Regions from separate parts of the Homo sapiens genome. Here region 2 is linked to region 1. A link is a contact called in ENCODE Hi-C or POLR2A ChIA-PET data. All regions are on one chromosome and are shown on one strand. The core of a region is the stretch at or near the end of the contact, and the rest is flanking DNA. Distances in the headings are between cores, read along the strand shown. Region 1 overlaps BTBD9 (BTB domain containing 9). Region 2 holds the start of BTBD9-AS1 (BTBD9 antisense RNA 1).

The links. A loop is a pair of places that touch in the nucleus more often than their neighbours do. ChIA-PET counts read pairs that join two places held with the same protein, here RNA polymerase II (POLR2A). Pooled maps may share reads with other maps.
Region 2: a pooled map shows a loop between it and region 1 (2.5-fold over the local background). The contact joins the promoter of BTBD9-AS1 here to the enhancer-like site in region 1. A Hi-C loop is called at or near these places in 3 of 37 single-sample maps with no recorded cell type and 4 of 50 pooled maps. POLR2A ChIA-PET finds 5 or more read pairs at or near these places in 1 of 52 experiments (BJ).

What each region holds. Positions count from the first base shown.
Region 1 is chr6:38,426,027-38,431,809 of GRCh38, reverse strand. The region is part of intron 6 of BTBD9 (BTB domain containing 9); the gene reads left to right. Among named protein-coding and RNA genes, the nearest start is that of BTBD9-AS1, 53 kb to the left of the region's middle. Within about 2 kb of position 3,814, at least 2 of the 41 ENCODE cell types and tissues checked have a DNase peak (open chromatin) inside an H3K27ac peak, as active enhancers do.
Region 2 is chr6:38,479,382-38,484,868 of GRCh38, reverse strand. BTBD9-AS1 (BTBD9 antisense RNA 1) reads right to left here and starts at 3,273. Exons shown (of 2, transcript NR_144472.1): 1 at 3,083-3,273; 2 at 2,342-2,802. The region is part of intron 6 of BTBD9 (BTB domain containing 9); the gene reads left to right.

The DNA.
Region 1 (5,783 bases), core at 2,565-5,064:
TGTTTCACTCTTGCTGCAATGGGGATATAGACAGACAAGAGTAGAAAGCAGAGAAACTAGTAAGGAGGTACACTATTCATTTATCAGTCTAGAGGAGAAATGATAGGGGATGTGCATTGGGTGCCAGCAGTAGAATTGAAGACCTGTGGTCAGAGTCAGGTTATATTCAGAATTTGCTGACAGAGTAGATAGAGATTAGGAGAGAATTTTTTTGTTTGAGCAAGGGTGTGAATGATGGTAGATAAGACAATGGGGAGGAGCAGGTTTGAGGGATGGGAATCTAGGGTTTTTGAAGGCTATCTTAATTTTTAAATGCATGGTTCTGGCATTTATTACTTGTGGAATATTGAACAAATTATTTCAATTTCCTCATCTGTGAAACTGGGTTGGTAATAGTATGTATGCTATATGGTTTACATGAAAATTAAATGTATTAATGCCCTGAAGCACTTAAAACACAACTGGACACATACTGTGTTCTCAGTAAATGTTAGCTATTGTTGCTGCTACTGTTAATATTATTACTATTACCCATAATCATAATATTAGTGTATGTCCACATGAGATATTGAAGAGGCAATAGGATTTATGAGTCTGGAACTCAGGAGAGAAATCAGGACTGGAGATAAACTTTGAGAGTTATTAGCATACAGATGGGTATTGAAAACCATGGGACTGGGTGAGATTTCCTATGGAGAGAGGAGAGAAGAGAAGAGAGACAAAGACTGAAGAATGGGGCCCTTCACCTTTGGAGGTCAAGACAAAGGCGTAGAGTCAACAACGAAATGAGAAGGAGCTGTCAAAGGACAGAAGGGAAACCTGAAGGGTACTGCATTGTGAAAGCAAAGTATAGAAAGCATTAAAAGACAGAAGTCAACCACATCAAATGACGCTGAGAAGAGTAAGACCAGGACAGACCTGACCATTGGGTTGGCACAGGATTAATTGATAGCAGCCTTGTCAGGAAACATTTCAGTGGAGTGATGGGAATGAAAATCCTATTGGAGTAGCTCATGCCTGTAATCCCAGCGCTTTGGAAGACTGAGGCTGGAGGATCACTTGAGTCCAGGAGTTCGAGACCAGCCTGGTCAACATAGGGAGACCCTGTCTCTACAACAATTTAAAAAACAAAAATTAGCCAGGAATACTTAGGGTAGTCCCAGCTACTCAAGAGGCCTAGGCAGGAGGATCATTTGAGCCCAGAAGTTCAAGGCTGCAATGAGCTGTGATCATGCCTCTGCACCCCAGCCTGGGCAACAGAGCAAGACCCTGTCTCAAAAAAAAATTTTTTTTTTTCAGCTGCGGTGGGTCATGCCTAGCCCTTTGTGAGGCCAAGGTGGGAAGATTGCTTGAGGCCAGGAGTTCAAGATGAGCCTGGGCAGCATAATGAGACCCTGTCTCTAAACAAAACCCATAAAACATAAGTTGGGTGTGGTGTGGCACAAGCCTGTGATCCCAGCTAGTTGGGAGGGTTAGGCAAGAGGATCCCTTGAGCCCAGGAGTTCGAAGCTTCAGTGAGCTATGATCATGCCACTGCACTCCAGCCTGGGCAACAGAGGGAGAACCTATTTCTAAAAAAATAAAATAAAATAAAAAAGTTTAAAGCCACATTCTGAATAATAAGGAAAAAAAGTAAGGAAAAGGATAGTACCTACCTAGGAAAAATCATCTGATGTTATTTGCTATCAGTGACAAAACAGAATTATAATCTCCTACCTTACTTTACTTTTCTTCAGTAAGGAGTTTGGTCTTCAAACAGGAAAGGAAAAAACAAACATGTTTGAGAAGATATGGGAGCCCAGGGTAGGTAAGAGAATCAAAGGGAGATTAAATGAGTATCTTCCACTTTAAATTAATTCTGATCTCTAGGTTCTGCTGAATTACATCCCAGGAAGCTCAGAGAACTTTCAGATCTGATTTTGGAATTTTCATTCAGCATAATTTTTAGCAAGAAGCCTAATATTATATGTGATTGTTTTTCCCCCAAAAGGAGAAATTCTCTATGCAAAGAGGCTTGGCTTTTGTCCCTGGCAGTCATTCTAGAACTAGCAATTAACCTGATAGTTTCTGAGCATTTGAGAAAAAATGCGTAACACTAGTAACCAACTTGAATTTTCTGAAAATAAGTCATTCCGAAATAGATTTTCCTTTAGGGTTTTATTGTTGGAAAATTGGAGCAACACTGTAGATGCAGTGTAACTTGATTTTAGCCAAGTATTTGATGGAGTTTCTTATGACGTTTTGCAAATAAGAGGAAGGATAGGTTAACATTTAAGTACGTATGTGTGCAAGGTGCTCAATAGGGTGGTAAAATTATATTCAAATCCGTTTTTCTTTCTTTTTTTTTTTTTTTTGAGACGTAGTCTTGCTCTTGTCACCCAGGCTGGAGTGCGATGGTGCGATCTCGGCTCACTGCAATCTCCGCCTCCTGGGTTCAAGCGATTCTCCTGCCTCAGCCTCCCGAGTAGCTGGGATTACAGGTGCCTGCCACCACGCCTAGCTAATTTTTGTATTTTTAGTAGAGACAGGGTCTCACTATGTTGGCCAGGCTGGTCTTGAACTCCTGACCTCAAGTGATCCGTCTGCCTCAGCCTCCCAAAGTGCTGGGATTACAGGCGTGAGCCACCATGCCCAGCCCAGTTGTTGGTTCTTGAATCAGTGATGCCCATGAAGTATCTAATGGGGTATCACTGGATTTTGCTCTTGGCTCTCTCCTGACCAGAAACCTAGAAGAAAATATAATAGGCAAGTGGAAAGAACTAATGCAGTAGATGACAGAGTCAAATGAAAAATCATTCTGGGGCCGGGCGCAGTGGCTCACGCCTGTAATCCCAGCACTTTGGGAAGCCAAGGCAGGCAGATCACGAGTTCAGGAGATCAAGACCATACTGGCTAACACGGTGAAACCCCGTCTCTACTAAACATACAAAAAATTAGCCGGGCGTGGTGGGCGCCTGTAGTCCCAGCTACTCGGGAGGCTGAGGCAGGAGAATGGCGTGAATCCGGGAGGCAGAGTTTGCAGTGAGCCGAGATCGCGCCACTGCACTCCAGCCTGGGCAACAGAGTGAGACTCCATCTCAAAAAAAAAAAAAAAGAAAAAACGAAAAATCATTCCAATGCCTGAATAAGCTGTATTATTTAACAGTTGTTTGGGAACCATTCATTGGTTCATTCATTTACTCATTTTTGAGAGCTTTGTATCAAACACTGTTCTTGGTGTTGGGAATGCATGAGAAAACAAAGAGAAACAAGTCATGGACCCTGTGTCTTCAAGGACCTTATAGAGTGTGCCAAAAAAATGCTTTAATACGGATCACTCGAGCCCAGGAGTTCGAGGCTGCAGTGAGCCGCGATCATGCCACTCACTTCAGCCTGGGCAACAGAGAACGTAGTTTTAGTTGGGAGTGGGTGGGGGTGGGGCATTAATAGAGCAAGTGCTAACATGCTAACATAGAGTTGTGTACAAAGGTTTTTGGGGGCCTAAAGATGGGAGTGGTCAATTCAACCAGGGTGCTATTCTATTGCAATGCTGCTTTTCCTTTCAAGGGCCCAACTCCTGAAGAAGCATGAGTGACCACTTCAAACTTCTCAGTCCCCTTTTAAAAGGTCCTTCATGAAGCACCTTTGATGTTCAAATGTCAGGGATATATCTCGTTAATCTTTGGTGCCTGTTCTGCCCCACTGTTATCCCCCTCACCCAAAAAGCTCCCTTCCTAGAACTTTCAGCCCTCAGAGTAGCTGCTCTTTGTTCCTCATTCCTTTGAAGGGGCCTGCTTACCTCTTTTTATGCAAATATAGAAAAGTACCTTGACTTATGCAAATGTTGAACATTAACACTTCTAGTGCCCAGGAGCAATGTTCCCTCAAACATTACACTGTTCAGGAGTAACTAACTATGAAGGTTAAGCATACAGGAACAGTTTAATCTTGCAATCAAATAAAACTTACTCTAGTTAACACAGTACAGGTAATAACATACCTCATCGTTATTGTGCTGCATTATAATTAGTCAAGTAGAGAATGGTTGACCTAAGAGAATGCAATTCATATTTATTTTATGCAGTGGAAACAGATCTTTGTGGATTTTCTCTTCTTTTTGTTAGTTCTCCATTACCTATAATTATCTTGATTGTTGACAGGGGTGTTTTTTGAGACCACTATAATTTAATCTTTTTGGTTCACTGATAAGCACACACACAAATACTTTGACACACAGGTTAGAAAAACAAAACTCCAGCATTTCTAGCTGCAGGGATTTCCTCTTTTCCTTTCTAGGGAGGCATCTTTTCTGTGCATGGCTAGCCCATGCAGTATATGGTTGCTCCAGCTCCCTGGTGCGTACTTTTCTCAGCTCCAGCTGTGCACTGGAATCATTTGGGGAGCTTTTACAAAAGCCCAGTGCCTAGAGCTCACCTCACAGAGAACCTAATGAAATTGGTCTGGGGTGCATCTGCTATCGGTATTTCTTTTTTCTTTTCCTTTTTCGAAATGGAGGTCTTGCTGTGTTGCCCAGGCTGGTCTCAAACTCCTGGGCTCAAGCAATCCTCCTGCCTGAGCCTCCTGAATAGCTGAGATTATAGGTGGGAGCCACCATACTCAGCATGGCATCAGCTTTTTTTTTTTTTTTAAAGCTCCTCAGATGATTTTAATATTCAGCTATGGCTGAACTGCACTGCCATAAAGGGATAGAGGTACAGTGGTTTCTTGGTTATTTGTCCAGGAGAATGGACATGGGTATCAGGGTGCTGTGGAGGGCAGAGAGGTCCTACAGGCCTAGGATGTAGGATACAGAACGTAGAATCGCTACCTGGGAATCTGGGGAGATGGGGAATTGAAGCTTCACTGAGACATTTCAGGGGACACTGGAGGCTGGATGGTCTCTCTCTTTGTCTAGACATGATACTGTTACCAGGGTTCCTTGCTCACAGAGCTTCCAAGATGGTGGCAAGCTGCTTCCGAGATGGTGGCAAGCCTCGTGTTCTCTGACCTGGGGTTCTTGGCCTCATGGATTCCAAGAAATGGAATCTTGGGCCATGCAGTGAGTGTTATAGCTCTATTAGAAGCTGTGGGTCACGGAAGAGAACCGTGGAACCCAGTGACTAGTGTTCAGCTCAATTAGGACGAACCCAGGCACTTAGCCATGCAGGAACAATGGCAAGCCTTTAGCCCAATCGGGAGTGGCAATAGGCGCCTCGCTGGATCAGGAGCACAGCGGACACCCTGCCGGATCCGGAAGAATGGAAGTCAGCGGTGGGTCTGCGACGGCGGCAAAACAGCAGTGGTGGATGGCGAGCAAAAGCTCAGCTCGAGCCCTAACAAACACGGGCCAGAAGAGTGCAGTTGCAAGATTTAATAGAGTGAAACAGAGTGAAAACAGAGCTCCCATTCAAGGGGAGGGGACCCAAAGGGGGTTGCCGTTGCCCGCTCGAATGCCTGGGTTTATATCCCGATCCTTGTCCCTCCCGCCGTGCTGTCAGGCAATAGATGATTGGCTATTTCTTTACCTCCTGTTTTTGCCTAATTAGCATTTTAGTGAGCTCTCTGATTGGTTGGGTGTGAGCTGAGTTGCAAGCCCCGTGTTTAAAGGTGGATGCGGCCTTCCCAGCTAGGCTTAGGGATTCTTAGTCGGCCTAGGAAATCCAGCTAGTCCTGTTTCTCAATACCACATCAAACATTCTTCATTAATTACTGCATCCCCTGGGAACAGGCTTGAAGCAGCTCTGGACAGCCCCTCCTCTCCACCTGGAGGTCCATCCTGATCCTACTTTTTGTAAAGACATCAA
Region 2 (5,487 bases), core at 2,024-4,523, 54 kb before region 1:
CCACCCTGATCAGTCAGCAGCTATCAACATTGAGGCGTGATCCTCCACCAGCAAAAAGGTTATGACTCACTTGAGACTCAGATGATTGTTAACATTTTTTAGCAATAAAGTATGTTTTAATTAATAATCTGTACTTTTTTTGGACATAATGCTGTTGCACACTTAATAGGCTACCATACAGTGTAAACGTAATTTTTATATGCACTGAGAAACCAAAAGATTTGTGTGGCTTGCTTTATTGTGTGGTCATAAACTGAACCCATGACATCTCCCAGCTATCCCTGTACCTGTCTCATAGGGTTGCTACAAATGTCAAAGGAGATCAGGCTTGTAAAACAGCCTTAGCAGAGGTCTTGGTACAAAGGAAGCACTCAGTTGATAAAGGATTACTGTTATCTCTTTTTGTTTTAAAAAGATATCCAGTATTCTTCTTCAGGAACTGATTATAATCTCAAATAGTAGTCAGTCCCAGGAAGTGTTTTTATAAATCTAACCCACATTTTATCTACTCTAGAACTTTTGCCCATCTGCTGAACCTTTAATCCATTTCTTTTTATTTAATCCTCATTAGACATTTAAAAAACAACTAATGATTACCCCTGAAGAATAAAAATATAACACTTCCTTAGTAATTCTAGTTCTAGTTTCATAGGTCTGATTTCCCTGTGCACTAGTTATTATGTCTCACCTTTATGCTTCTGTGCATGTCTACAGTTGAAGAGCAAAGAGCTGAACACAGGATTCTAAACAAGGATTTCATCGTCATTTCATTTATCCATTGAGTAAAATGTTTACGGAGCACCCACAATATACTAAACACTGTGCCTGGAAGTAGACATATAGCAGTAAACGAGATTAAGTTGTTGCTTAACGCAGTTTACATTGTAGTAGGAGAGAGAGAAAAATGAGATGTAAAGAAATAAATGTGATACTGACTAGTCATAGTTTGACAAAATTGGAATGGGGGAATAAGCTAGCCAGTGGTTGAGTTTGGGGAAGGAGCACTTGAGCAGAACGGTCAGGGAAGGCCTTTCTGAGGAAGTGAGTTGAGCCAAAACTTGAATTACAAGAAGTTGGCTTGGCTATGCAGCAATCTAAGGGAGAAGTGTTCCAGGCTAGGGAACAGCAAGAGTAAAGGCTGTGAAGTAGAAACTAGCTTGGGGTTTTTGAGGAACAGAAAGAAGGCCATGTGTTTCTGAAATCTGGTGGGTAGATAGTCTGTAGGGTGTTGGGAGGAAGGTATGTTTAGCAATGAGGGCAGACAGATAGACAGGAGCCATGTCCTACAGGGACTTGATAGTGTCGAATTCTAAGGATGATGGGAAACCATAGAAGGGTTTAAACCAGGTGATGGTAGTTGAGATTTTTGAAAGATAACTCTAGTGTGATCTAGTGTGAGAATGGACTATAGGGAAGACCAGACAGCAGGTGGGCAAGGAAAAGTGAATACAAGAGACTGGGAAGGAGCTGCCAGTGAGGCAGGAAGAAAACAAGGACAACATTTTCATGGAAGTCTTAAAAAGTCAGTCTTTCGGTATGAGGAGGGGAGATGGGAGAGGGCAGTAGGTAACAGAAAATCGACTCCTGGTTGTAGCAAGATAGAGCTTAGTGGCGTCCTTTAAGAGCCATTTCAGTGGAGTCAAGGGAGAAGGGAATAGAGGCTGAGGGAATAGGGGTAGCAATACATGTAGAAGATAAAGTATCACTGGGAGGGGAAGCAGAGAAATGATGAAGAGGATGGAGGGGGACCTAGGGTCAAGGGAGGATGATGTTAAGGTATGTGTGTGTGTGGACTGGAATGATACCACAGGGAGGGAGGATTTGATAATGCAGGAGAGTGGATCTTTGTAGGGGCCGTGTACCTCATTATGGGAGAGGGGCTGGATCTCTAGCTCAAGGAGAAGATTGACTTTAGGTAGAATTGAGGTTCCTTCTTTTCCTGTAACAGGAGGAAAGGCAGAGTATGTAGAATAGATGTACCCAGATTGAAAGAGGCAAAAATGGAAGCCTTACCTTCATGTTGACAGTGCTTGTGCCTTGGTGGGTCTTTGTGGTATATCATGGCCTCAAGCTCTGTTTTTGCAGGTCCACTGAGTTATTTGTGCTATATATATTCTTTTCCTACCCAGGCCATCTATCTCAGATACAGATCTGTTTACATGTCTGTCTCCCCCACTAAACTGGCATCTCTTCAACAAGAGTAGTTATCTTTGTATCTCCAGACATAGCTCAGTGTTTGGCAAGAACTGAGTTGAAGGAATGACAGCTACATCAGTAGAAAGGACTCATATAACAGCTACACAAACATGCGGTAGAAAGGAAAGTAATTCAAGAGCATGAATAAAATTAAGTGTTTATATCTTAGAATAATTAATATGATTTCTCTCTTTTAAGTGGAATACATTGTTACTGAACACCAGAATTGAGGGGTAGCTAAAAGTAAAAAAAAAAAAAAAAGAAAGAGAAAGGATCACCTCACACCTCACTACCATCTGGAAAGAAGATGAGCTTTTAACAGCCCCTTTCAGTAGGGACGAGTTAGTGCCTGGCATGCTTTGGTGGGAAGCACATTTCTAGGTTCAGGAGAAAGTGAGAATCAAACGTGTCTGGGAAAAGGAGATCCCAGTGTGATCAGCTTGCTTGTGGAAGATTAGCAGGGGTTGGGGGCGTAGAGGGCTTCGGGCAAGAGTAAATGTTAATGAGAGATGGCTTAAGCAGACTTGTGCCCAAACGAGTGAGAACAATTTGACAGGAAGTTCAGTTGAGCATGTGTAGCACTTCTCCAAATGCTTTCTTCTTGGACTGGGAAGAAACACAACAAAACAAAATAGTTACTTTCCCCTTCAACATTATACAGCACATCCTAAATGAAACATGACTTTCTGAGTTACAAGCTGCCCCTGGCAAAAAGGCTGGTTATAATCTCAGTGTGTTCCCTGAAACTAATGTTCCTTGGGCACTCCAGATTTGTGTGACGTACTGTAAGTTATATCCAACTGAACTGTTCTTTTAACTGCCTGCATTAAGCATCATCAAATAAGTTGCGCTGAAAGGAACCACCTGAATAAAGAAGCTTTTATACCTTTGTAAGTCCTCACTGCATGACCCTAGGTCACTGCTGTTGAACTTGGGAGCTTTCTCTCCCACTTTTCACTCTCTTGCCTTTAATGGATGGGGGTCTCCACACCAGGTTTTCTTTCTCTCTCATCTGCCAGGTGCTAGCAAATGGTGCTGCCAGCCTCATTAGGGGAGAGGGGGTAGTGTGGAGGCAGGCACTGGCCCCTCCCTCATGTGCCCCGCTTCCCAGAGGCCTATGGGATACCAACTGAAAAGAGGTCGTGAGCAGAGCTGCTCACCCTGGAATTCATTTTCTCTAGACTCATTAAAATGCTGCCTTCCTATCTCCCTTGGATTTTTACTTTTCAAAACACTTTACGATGTGCGGCCTCATTTTATTTTACATTAAGCTGACAACCTAACATCTCACCAAGTATCAACTGGGAATACAATTTTGCACTCACTGTGCTGTGCCATCTTGCCAAGTTTTGTCTTTGTTACTCAGCTCTCATTCAGAAAGGAATTAATTTGAATTATATGATGCTATGGTTGTCTCCTTGAAGAAGGGCTAGATTCCTGCACACCTTGGGAAAGTATCTATCTGTGAATGTACTTGAATCTTCCAGGTTATATGCCATTCTTCTCTCTTCTTTCCCTTTCACATCATCATGGGCTCCTCTCACGTTAGAATAAACCTTTCTGTTTTGCCTCTCCCTACTCAATGGGATTTCCATTGTTTCTGTCTTCACTTCCTTTTACCTGGGAGAAGCTGATACTGATGGAAAGGCATTTTTGAGTCTAGATATAAAGCTCTTTGTTTAAAGAGCATTTTTAAAAGAAGGGAATTTTTACATTGCCAAAGGTACCCAGGTGTTGCCTTCCTTCCCCATGAGGATTTTGCACAGAGCGCACATTCATACCCACTATCTCTTAGTGTCAGCCTGTGTGATGGCTATATGCTGTCTACCAACACTACAGTCTGTTTGGGAAGCGCCAAATCTTGGGTAGGCACTGGATCTAAAACTGGCACTGGAATCATCCACTCAGAGGAAGAAAGATTGAGGTCAGGTGGGGAATAAGACAGGCAAGTTGTCAGGCTTCTTTTCAGATGGTTCTCAGAGTACACTTCCATTACTTAGAACAGTGGGTTTGGTGGGGGGTTTTGGCGTGTTCTATAGCTGAGCTACAAGCAAAATTAGAGCTTTTTACTTATATACTACTTTGCATGGAGGTAGTCTCAGGGTCCCAGTTACAGCACTGATTTCTTGAAAAGAGTTTGATGTTCTGGCCCATGCTTAATTTAAATGAGAGGCTAAAAGCAGATTGTGTAACCCACCAATGCCCATTTGACAGGACTTGCACCAATCTGACCTACACTTTCATAAGAGCTCCTAAGCAGAGTGCTGTACTGTGGGTCTTCTGCCTTAACTCCAGGAATGGCAGAGATGAGCTACTGTTTATTGAGCACCGACAAAGGAGAGGTACTCTGAGTGTTGAATGCATGCTGTCTCTCAGCCCACAAGAGCCCTGCAAAGGAAGTGCATTGCTCCCCGTATTTATGGATGAGGAAGCTGAGTATCAAGAAGCTTGCTCAGAATCATGCAGCTAGCAAGGAGCAAGGCAGGGTTTCAGAGCTACGTTTATCTGTTTCCAAAGAGTACACTCTCCCCTCAATTCCCAGTAGTACTTCTCCAGTAAATCTTAAGTATTGTATTGCTTTTTTCCCTTCTATTTCTCTTAGCAGTCTATAGAAAAGAGCGTTTATTTAAAGATTTTAGTGCTCATCTGGGCATAGTGACTCATGCCTGTAATCTCCACACCTTGGGAGGCCGAGGCAGGAGGATCGCTTGAGCCCAGGAGTTCCAGACCAGCCTGGGCAACATGACGGAACCCTTTCTCTACCAAAAATACAAAAGTTAGCTGGGCATGGTGGTGCACACCTGTAGTCCCAGCTACTCAGGAGGCTGAGGCAGCGGGATTGCTTGAGCCCGAGAGGTGGAGGTTGCAGTGAGCCGAGATCACGCCACTGCACTCTAGCCTGGGCGACAGAGCCAGATCCTGTCTTTTAAAAATAAAAATAAAAATAAAAAAAGATTTTAGTGCCCCCTATAACTTGAGGCTTGGATTCTGAAGTGAAAGTTGTTGTTCTGAGAGGTGTTGATTGAGCAGTAGTAATACCAACTACATCAGTGGGACTTGGTGGCCCAGTCACACGGATGCAGTCAGAAAGGGAGTGTTACCTCATAAAGCAGTGATTCAAGCCTGGGCTTGGATTTTAAAATGTTGGAAAGTTGTGAAGAAATGGGATTTTTTTTTTCTTCCAAAGATTGTAATAACTTTGCCATTGTACCATTAACATAGTCACCACCTCATGTTTGTCATGTAACCAATTTATGTTTTTACTAACATTGAGGAAATGATTTTTTTTAT